Regions from separate parts of the Mus musculus genome. Here region 2 is linked to region 1. Evidence: chromatin contacts called from ENCODE Hi-C or POLR2A ChIA-PET data. All regions are on one chromosome and are shown on one strand. The core of a region is the stretch at or near the end of the contact, and the rest is flanking DNA. Distances in the headings are between cores, read along the strand shown.

Region 1 (5,317 bases), core at 996-3,495:
AGACACTAAAGTCATTCTCAGTACACAGTGAACCGGAGGCCAGCCTGGGACACATACACAAGACACTGTCTTAAAAACAAGCAAACAATCACAAAACAAAAGCACTGAAAGTCCAGGGATCAAACAACTTCCCCAGAGTCACAATCCCGCCAGAGACTGACATGGCAGGTCTACAGTGAGTGCTTGAGGAGAGGCTTGGATTCTTTATCTTATCCACATTTAAATTCCCTATAAAGACACTTTGATTAAAAGCAAAGGGGTTGAGGGTGCTGGCAAATGCTCAGTGAGTAGAGGCACCTGCCTTGTAAGCCTGACAACCTCACTTCGATGGCCAGAGCCCACTCAAGGGTGGAAGGAGAAAAGAGAGCACACAAAGCTGTCTAACCTTCACATGTTTGCCCCAGCATATGACCCACCACCCCATCATGCACTCACATGCACTCGATGCTAAAAACAACTGTGTAGCAGACACTGTCGTCTCTGCAGTATCTGTAAGAATGTTTTCAGCAAGAACCAATCAATGCAAGCCAATCAAGTACTTCAACTTTTACTGAACTGAGTACTAAGTCACTTACTCATCCTACTGACAAAACACTCAGATTACAGGCACTACCCAGGATCTTTACTGGGCCCCAAAAGAAATATCCACAGAATAAGACTACTGAAAACCAGATATTTGTATTTTACACAGAAGTGGCCTCAAAATACACAAGCAGAAAAATCGAGTGCTGCTTGATGTTTACTCTTTTATTTAAAACAAACAAAAAATCCTTTTACAAAAAAATATTAGGAGCACACTTCATTGTCTTTACCTAAAAAAACAGGAGAAAAGACTCTAAATTAGCACTCTTTTTCAAACTGCAAGATGTATCTTGAGTTAAGAAATCATTTTTAGCCGGGCGGTGGTGGCGCACGCCTTTAATCCCAGCACTTGGGAGGCAGAGGCAGGAGGATTTCTGAGTTCGAGGCCCAGCCTGGTCTACAAAGTGAGTTCCAGGACAGTCAGGGCTACACAGGGAAACCCTGTCTCGAAAAAACAAAACAAAACAAAACGAAAGAAAGAAAGAAAGAAAGAAGGAAGGAAATCATTTTTAGACAGAAAGCTATCTGAAATAATGAGAAAAGTTACACAGAAGCCAGAAGAGGATGCTGAATTCCCTGACACTGGAGTTAGAGGTGGGTTTAGCACCATGGCGCCCTTAGGAACTGAGTCCAGGTCCCCTGGAAGAGCAGACAAGTCTCTTAACCACCAAGTCATCTCTCCAGCACCAAGAAGAGAACTTTTAAGCTATTGGAATGCCACAAGTAACAAGGATAGGAATGGTTCCAAGAAGACATGTGCTTGTATATACATGTGATCACAGCATAAAAGTCTTGTGACTGTAGTTCACAGTAAAAAAAAAAAAAAGTCTGAAACACAAACGAATACTCTTCACAAGCCTGCAATACAGAGACAACTCCTCAGCGTATTCACCGCCTTCCAAGAGTGGAGAGTACTTGGTCCTCAATGCGTTCTCTATCTGGCTTTAGGGAATGGCCCGAAAACGCTGCATGAATTTCCCTGGGCAACTCTTCAGCTAATTTAATACCACCCCAATCCGAAGGATTGTTCTAACCACACTGGCTTCTTTCTTACCCTCACACCAGAGAAAACTCTACCCATAGCACTTGGTCACACAATTATTTTTCTTTTTTTAATCTTAGTAAAGCCTCCTCGACCCGGGACTAAGTCAAATGTTGGTGATGACACTCTGGCTACCCTGTTGCCGTTCAGTTCCAGGGACAGGTGTGTAACTTTGTGTACTTGGTTGAAGACTGTCATGCCCACAAGACTCGAGTCCCTGATGCCTAGCATACACACGAAGCTTAATTTTTTTTTTTTAACTTACGATAATATGCACTTTAAATAAAGCCAGGAAGCCGGGTAGGTGACTTACCGGAAGCCACGCAGATCCAGCTCGAGTGAGTCTCGTTCTCTGGTTACAGTTAAAGGGGTGTGGGGGGAAGTTCCTTCGGGAGCCCCAGAGACCCTGACCACGGTGTCCTCAGGGACGGGTTCTCAGGAAGAAAGGCCTCCTCAGACACCAGCTCACAAAGCCAGACTCCGCCAGCGCGATTCTGAGACAAGAAGCGAGGTGGCCCGACCACACACAAGGAAACCGGAGGCCGAAAGGCGCACCGAGGGCCGACACTCACCGTAGCACCTCAAGCTCCGGTTCCGCGGAAACGGGACGGAAGTTCGGCTGCTTTGGTGCCGGATAGGTGCTACGGAAAAAGTAGTCCGGCGGAGCCCCGAGTCTCAGAAGAAATGGCCCGTGCTTCCAGGTTCCTCACGATAAGCACTTCATTTTCTTCTTACTGTTTCGTTTTACTTCCCGAATTATAAATAACGACTTTAATTAAACTATCCACTTTATATCCCCGTCCAGAAACATACTCACCATCCACAGTCCTTTTGGTCTCAAGCAGACACGGGCTGGCCAAAGCATGGTTCAGGTGTTGGCACACAGTAGCCACAGACTGGCTCAGTCATGGTTGGTCCTCTTTAGCCACATTTCCTATGCCGGTCACCATGTCAAAAGTTCCCTATTATCTCCAAGTCCCGGCTTCCAGACACATTCATCCCTAGTTTCAGAACCAAGGCTGTTGCCTGAAGGGAGAACCAGTCCCTTCAAACGCAAACACAGCAGTTCCTCTGGAAATGACCACCCAGTGTTTTCCAGGCCTTACAGAATACAGCAGTCAAGCTATAAATGTGCACTGAGTGAGGAAACCTGACTGTCTTTTTCTTCTCTATTTCCTTAGAACCTAGCACATAGCCCTCATAAATGTACTGTGTATTTAATAACAAATCAAATGATGTGTATAGTAAATGACTATCCATAGGCCTTGCTGTATTAGTCAGGGTTCTCTAGAGTCACAAAACTTATGGGTAGTCTCTATATAGTAAGGGAATTTGTTGATGACTTACAGTCTGTAGTCCAGCTCTCCAACAATGGTGAGCAGCAGCTGTGAATGGAAATCCAAGGATCTAGCAGTTGCTCAGTCCCACAAGGCAAGCAGGTGAACAAGAGAGAGAGAGAATCTTCCTTCTTCCAATGTCCTTATGTAGGTCTCCAGCAGAAAGTGTGTGCCCAGATTAAAGGTGTGTGCCATCACACCTGGATCTGGAACTTGCTTTGTCCCACATGACTTTAAACTCAGAGATCTCCCCTGTCTTAATCTTCTCGGATTCATAACCACTATGCCTCAAGATTTCCATGCCATTATCCAGGTCAGACACTTGCATCTCCCAGCCTCCAGATTAGGGTCACTGTGAGCCTACCAATTCTGGATTGTAGTTCATTCCGGATATAGTCAAGTTGACAACCAGGAAGAGCCAGTACACTAACCTTGTGCTCAGTGGTTCTGTACATCAGAACTCCACCATGAGCCAGAGCTACTGGGAGATACATAGATACTACTTCTAATCTCCTCACTAACCATAGCCAAGATGTGACCCTCCTCTAATCTTGTACTGCCAACTTTCCCGACCTGATTGTAAGCTTGTTTATCTATAAAGGCAGGATTCTCAAAGGCCTTCAGTCTCTTCTTCGGGTGACTTTACCAAGACTGGCTGTAGCTACAATGGCTGACAGAGCAGAAGACAAATAACCTCCAACTTCACTATTGCCCACCTGCCTCTTAAGTGGCCTTCCTACAGCACTGATGGTTGTCAATGGAGAGAAACCATAAAAGCATGCCCAAATTCCTGGAAAAGCCTTGCTATTCCCAGAAAGGACGGGAGTCCCTCTGCCCCCTTTACTGGCTATTGATTGATTGCATCATACCTGCATATCTATAAGCCCGGGTTGGTAAAGGGCTTGATCTGAGTTTAATCTCCCATCTCTGTTCCTATCCCTTGCTGATAGATATGTCCTCCATCTTTTTACTGGTGCTACAATTCTGGGAGAAGAATGACCAAGTATAGGGATAAAGACTTGGCAATTAGGATTCTCAATTTACAAAAGAGGAAACTGAGCTTCACAGAGGCACCACAAACCCCAAGAGTACAAACAAACAAACAAACAAACAAACAAACAAACAAACAAACCATGTGATCTAAAAGCAGCTGGAGTTCTAGCCCCTGTGCTGCTGCTTCTTGTGTGTCATTGTTCCCCAGCGACAGCTGACCACATCAATCTGCCCCACTCACAACTTCACAATTCATGTTTTAGGGGGCTGCAGACTAGGCTAGACAGGGCAATCATAGTTAATCACAGTGGGCTGCCACAGGTTAGCCAGAGGTGAGTCAGGCAGTCAATCTCAACCTTCCCTATCAGTTCCATTTCCCTTGGGAACTGGCTCAACTCCTTCCCCCTCCCCTCTCTACTCCCTTCTTAGGTGCTGAACTCTGTGGTGTGGGCTCCGAGCTTCCAGGTGGTTTCATATGGCTTCTCCATATTTTTAGAGTCCCAGGGCATTTAACACTGGACATGGAAGTTGCAGGATAGAAAGATGCTGGCCTGGAACACCCAGCTTTGTGAGCTACACTCATCCAAAGCACCATTTCTCAACTTTGGTACCCATGGTATGTGAGGTAGGTAATTCTTGATGGCAGACAGCTGTTCTGTGGATTGGAAGAAGTCTAGCTGCAAACATAGGATCCAATCTCTAGAACACTGGTCAACCATAATGCAAAGTCTTTCTAGAAACTGCTACCTTATACCCTTTCCAACTTGAGCTGAGGAAGCATTGAGTCGGATGAACTACCCCGGTTATTCTCCAGGTCCAGGAGGTGCAGTGCCAATGTCTGTAAACCAAGTGCTAGTCCAGGAGCCTAAAAGCAACTGATCATTAAATGGAACTTAGGAGGAAAATTCTGGAAACCATTCTCAAAGCTCCCTGCAGCAATTGCCTTACACAACAAATAGGACTCTGGAGAAGACTGGGTTCTTCCAGTGTGTAGCCTTTGTATCATTTAATGAGCTGGCTTTACAGAGGAAAGCAGTTAATAGCATCTAAAATGACAGGAAAATGTTCAGAATGTAAGCTTTTTTTTGTTTTTGTTTTATTTTGTTTTGTTTTGTTTTGTTTTGTTTTGTTTTGTTTTGTTTTGTTTTGTTTTGAGACAGGGTTTTTCTGTGTAGCTCTGGCTGTCCTGGAACTCACTCTGTAGACCAGGCTGGCCTTGAACTCAGAAATCCACCTGCCTCTGCCTCCAAAGTGCTGGGATTAAAGGTGTGTGCCGCCACCACCCGGCAGAATCTAAGCTTTTAAAGCATTTAGGATGATATGTGCAAGATGACTTTGACTCTGAAAATAAATATATATGGAA
Region 2 (5,102 bases), core at 1,037-3,536, 170 kb before region 1:
CCAGCTCTCAGCAGAACCTTTCAACTAGGACCTTTGTGCTCCACGCAGAGAAAAGCAGCCGTGGCTCACCACATGCTGGCTGACTTTGTTTTCAGGCACCACTAGCAGGGTCCAACCTTAAATAATAAATGGCACACAGAAAATTCAAACGTTCCCCAGCACAAGCACCTCTCTGGGCATACCAACTTATTTTCACACACCGAGGAGAAGCAAGATGGCACTGGGGATTCTGGAGAGGTGGGCACACTTCTTAACCAGATGGGAGTGGACGAGTCCTGGGCACCTGCTCTGTACCCTCTCAGGGAAGCTTTCTCTCTGGGACTCTCAAAAGGCAGGTTGACAGTTTACAAAGCATATGCCTCACTTGATCTTCATGACACCCCTTGGTACCACTACCCCCATTCACCATCCCTTTTACAGATGGAACACCTGAGACTTAAGTGCAAGGGTCACAGGCAAAGTCAAACTTTTTAGAGCTGGTCTAATCAAGATTTCAGAGTCTAAGACAGCCAGATACAATAATCAAGAGTATCATTGTAAGGGCGATTCCTCTCCGATTCATCCTGGTCTCAGTAAGACCAAGTTTTACAGACCTCTGTTCACCTGCCCACTCAGGGTAGCTTGAAAAGTTCTGACCACAACCATATAGCCCAGCTGTCTAAGAAGCCACACCCCCTGCAAAATTTCATTACTCAAGTTGGCAAGAACGCAGCCCCCACCCCCAGCTGGGTCTAAATAAACGCCCAAGTGATATCACATCCTGCTGTCGGCTCCAAAATAGCCCAGGCCTGCCCACAAGCGATCACAAAGTGCCAGGCCATGCAGGGCCAAACCAGCAGGGATACCCAGCCCAGGGCGCACTCCACACACTTAAGCAACTCAAGCAGAAGCCTCAGGGCAGGAAGGCCCTTTCCCCCCAACCCCCTCGCCAGACAGCCTGGCCCCACCATCCTTGTTCCCCTGGTCCAGAGGCCCCACAGCCTCATTACCCCAGCGCCAGCCCCTGCCCCAGCGCCAACCCCATGGAGCCTCTGCCGCGGCCAGCCTGCGGGATGACTCCGCCCGGCCCGACCCGGACACCCCACCACTCACATTGCTTCAAGAGCTCCAGACACAAAGCCATGAGGGCCGGATGGGGGTCAGAGACCCAGAGACCCGGCAGAGACAGAAAAGGGAGAGGGAGTGACAAGGAGCAGAGAAAAGGGGCGACAGGGGATCGGGCAGAGAAGCAAAGGAGCAAGAGCCCCGGGCAGAGAAGGCTGAGGCAGGCGTTAGAGACAGCAATGAGACCACCGACACAGACGCGTGAAAGAAGCAGGGAGAGCAAGGGGGGTGGGGGGGACCGGGTCCAGAGAAGTGGGACGCTCGGAGAACAAGGAGAGACAGTGACAGCGACAGCGGACAAATCCAGGAAAGGCAGAGGTTCTTAAGTTAGGGAGCTGGGGAGACACTGGGGGTTCAAGGAGACCACTAAGGGATGTAAAAGGTTCTGATAGCTATGGGAGGCTCCGGAGAAGTGGGAAACCCTCCGGGAAATGCGGACTAGGTGGAGATAACCCCCAGGAAATCAGGGGCACATGCATCAAGAAGGACCCTCAAGATGTGTGGTAAGCTCAGGAAAGGCCTGGGGGAGTGGAGTGTGTTCTGAAGGAGAGGCCCCAAAAGATCTAGGGAGTCCAGAAGAATGGGGGTGCCAGAACCCGTGGCTGTAAGAGAGGAGAGGAGCGCTGGGAGAGGGGACCCGAGATCCTGGAGCGAGGGAGGGGCCGAGAGCGCGAGAGCAGAGACAAAGAGACAGCGAGCTAGGGAGAGACAAAGCGGGCTCAGCGGAGACACGGGCCCGAGGGCCAGTGGCCCGACAGAAGGACGGAAGCGCGGGCGAGCGGGCGGACGGACAGACGGACAGACGGGAAGACGGGGCAGGGCAGGGCCGGGCGGAGGCGGCGCCCGTCTCCTCGCGGGGCCGCGGCTGCTCCGGGTGGCGCTGGGCGGGCCCCGGGCGTCCGGGCTGAGGAGGCGGCGGCGGCGGCGGCGACGACGTGGGTCGGACAGACGGACGGAGTGACGGATGGACTGGCGGCAGCTGCGGCCAGCGGCGGGCACTCACCCTCCTCCCTCACGCGGCCCGGCCCGAGGCTCCGGTTTTGTACGCCCGAGAGGCGGGGCCTCCGGGTTAAAGCCCCGCGCCGGCCCCGCCCCTCGCGTCAGCCGCGCGCGCGTCGCCCGGGATTCCGGGGCCGCCAGGGGGCGCGCGCAAGCGGGACACAGCGCAAGCGCGCACGCGTACCGCGCGGCCCACGCCCTGGCCGGCCGGTCTTGAAAGGGAGTGCGCGCCCGCGCCAACTCGCGCATGCCCGAGTGAGGGGCTCCGCCCTCTCGAACCGCCCCGCCAAACCGGTTCCAGCTGGAACGCAATGCGTGGTCTGTACGGGAGTTGGAGTGGCCGTCCGTCCCTGCGGGCTCACCCTGGTGGCGACGCCTCGCTGTAGGTAGGGAAACTGAGGCTGAGGAGAGAGCCCACCGTGGGCTTTCTGTCCCGCACGCGGGTCCTAGCTACTCAGCCGCGCAGTTTCTAGTTGCCTCTTTGCCTCATCCCTTGCTGTGCTCCCAAGGGTCCTAAGGACGGGTTCAGTATCCCACTTGTGTGACCTTAGGTTAGATGCTTAACCTTTCTGTGCCTCTGTAAAATGTGACAACCGAGTGAGCCCCCTCCCCGCCCACAGACTGACAGTCCATTTACAGAAGGTTCTGCCAAGCACAGATCTTTGCTGCCTGGCAAGCCCGCTGGTTGCCTGCTTTCTGTACTGGGATCTGACAGAGGACTGTGGGAAATGAAGAAGGTAACACTGTTTCCAGTCTACCTTTTGCATTAAGACACAATAATGGCAAAAGCAACAAACTTACTTGATGCCAGCACTGTGCTAAGCACTCTAAAAGCAGGAGTTGGCTACACCATGCTATTCAGTTTCATTTGCTTTAGGTGAAAATACAAAGTAAATTCTTGAATGGCTATGACACCTCATGTGTTGCTGTGTCCTTTCGATTCAGTAACACTTCTTGCATAACCTTGGGCAAGTCCCCCTTTCTCTTTGGGATTCCCCAGTGCTGAGTATCCCCTGGAGAGAAACCAGGCAGAGACAGAATTTTCACCAGCAAGTCTTTGACCCTTTGATCCAGCTCACTCTCTTGAACAGAAGAACTAACTCACTGGCAGCTTCAATTTGGACTTCACCAAGTCTGAGACCTTGGTCCTAGAGGAATGTCAGCACCCTTCTCTGTTGGTCACCCCCCTCCCAGCCCCCCGCCTCAGGTCCTGTAAGGTGTGTATGGGGACGATTTTGTGACTGACTGAGTCCTTGCCCAAGTCAGGCTAGCATAGAGGAGCAGTTGGCTGACCCAGGCCTGAGGTGTAACACTGGCACATAGGCCTCAGACCCTCCTGCATGAGCCTGGGCTTCTAGGAGAGGGTAAAGGGTCCTTTCCAGATAGACTGGCAGCTGGTTTCCCCTTTGGGTCACCATTTTGGTAAATCCCTTGAAAACTTGAAGCCGGGCGTGGTGGTGCACGCCTTTAATCCCAGCACTTGGGAGGCAGAGGTAGGCGGATTTCTGAGTTCGAGGCCAGCCTGGTCTACAGAGTGAGTGCCAGGACAGCCAGGACTATACAGAGAAACCCTGTCTCGAAAAACCAAAAAAAAAAAAAAAAAAAGAAAGAAAGAAAGAAGGAAAGAAAGAAAAGAAAATTTGAACAGTGAAAAGCTGTGCATTCCTGCTTTTGTGTGTCAACTTGACACAAGCTAGAGTCATCAGAGAGGAAGGAGCCTCAGGTGAGGAAATGCCTCCATGAGATCCAGCTATAAGGCATTTCCCCAATTAGTGATCAGTCGGGGAGGGCCCAGTTCATGGTGGTCCTGGGTTCTATAAGAAAGCAGGCTGAGCAAACCAGGGGAAGCCAGCCAGTAAGCAGCAAGGTCCATGGCCTCTGCACCAGCTCCTGCCTCCGGGTTCCAGCCCTGCTCGAGTTCCTGTCCTGACTTCCTCCAATGATGGTCTGTGATCTGGAAGCCAAATAAACCCTTTCCTCCCACACTTGCTTTTTGGTCATGGTGTTGTCGTCACAGCAACAGAAACCCTCACTAGGACAATCTGGGACGGGGACATGGCGGAATGTAAGGAGGAAGCCTGCCTTGTGCCCAGTGCTCTGAGCAGAGGTGCCTGTTTCAGCAGTAGGAAATGCTGGCAGTTGTCCAAGAAAGGCCTCCTGAATCCTACTCCCTCTGACCCTATGGCCCGGAGAGGACCAGTGTCCCCTGCCTGACCAGTATGACAGCCTCTAATCATCTTGTTCCCACTGCCAGATGATTCTCTGTTCTTTGTCAAGTCCTTGTGTGGCTTCCTTCCTAACCCCACAGGACAATGAAGAACCCAAGGCTCTGAGAAACATCTCCTTGACCTATTTTCTGAATAACCTTGACTGTGACACTTCCTCTAGGCTGTAGTGGCTTTGTGAACCATCCCACCCGCTGCTGTGATTGTGTGTGTGTGTGTGTGTGTGTGTGTGTGTGTGTGTGTGTGTGACTAGGTTAAGTCAGGAATGGCAGGTATGTGTAATTCTGGCCATAGCAGACATCACTAATTGGCAGTGATGCACTTACTCTACTTTAACTTAGATTAAATCTCAAACCTTAGCTTCAGGGGTAAGAAATGACACTCAAATTACAGGATGTTTGCCCCGACACTCTGGGGATTGGATGGGCTGAGCTGACAGGAATCTGCAGTGTGATAACCAGAGATTAGGGTGGACCAGGTTTGGGAGACCAGAACAAGGGATTTTGTCAGACTCCCTTCCTGTGTGTGTGCGTGCAGGGAAAGGAATGAAAGAAACCAGATGAGTTCTAAGGGATGAGAAAAAGGACAAAAAGAGGGGGAAAGCAGCCTGTGACTTGGATGGTCACAGATAAAGACCATTGGTCACAACCAAGATCTAGATAACCAATATGAGGCCCAGGGAGGGACACGTACCTCTTCAGTGCCACAACAGCACTGAAGAAAGTACCCTGGGCCTCTGAGCAGGAGCTGGAATGTTTTCTGGACTGGAACTTG

Evidence for each region. A loop is a pair of places that touch in the nucleus more often than their neighbours do. ChIA-PET counts read pairs that join two places held with the same protein, here RNA polymerase II (POLR2A).
Region 2: a loop to region 1 is called in a map of gastrocnemius, with 2.9 times the contacts of the local background. The contact joins the promoter of 4930405A21Rik here to the promoter of Aar2 in region 1. A Hi-C loop is called at or near these places in 24 of 37 maps with a recorded cell type or tissue (CH12.LX, CH12F3, ES-E14 and 12 more). POLR2A ChIA-PET finds 5 or more read pairs at or near these places in 2 of 5 experiments (Patski and embryonic stem cell).

The regions. Positions count from the first base shown.
Region 1 is chr2:156,544,504-156,549,820 of GRCm38, reverse strand. It overlaps Aar2 (AAR2 splicing factor homolog), which reads right to left and starts at 2,245. Exons shown (of 4, transcript NM_026661.4): 1 at 1,938-2,245.
Region 2 is chr2:156,718,093-156,723,194 of GRCm38, reverse strand. It overlaps 4930405A21Rik (RIKEN cDNA 4930405A21 gene), which reads left to right and starts at 2,286. Exons shown (of 4, transcript NR_040505.1): 1 at 2,286-2,489. All of the region lies in intron 7 of Dlgap4 (DLG associated protein 4), which reads right to left.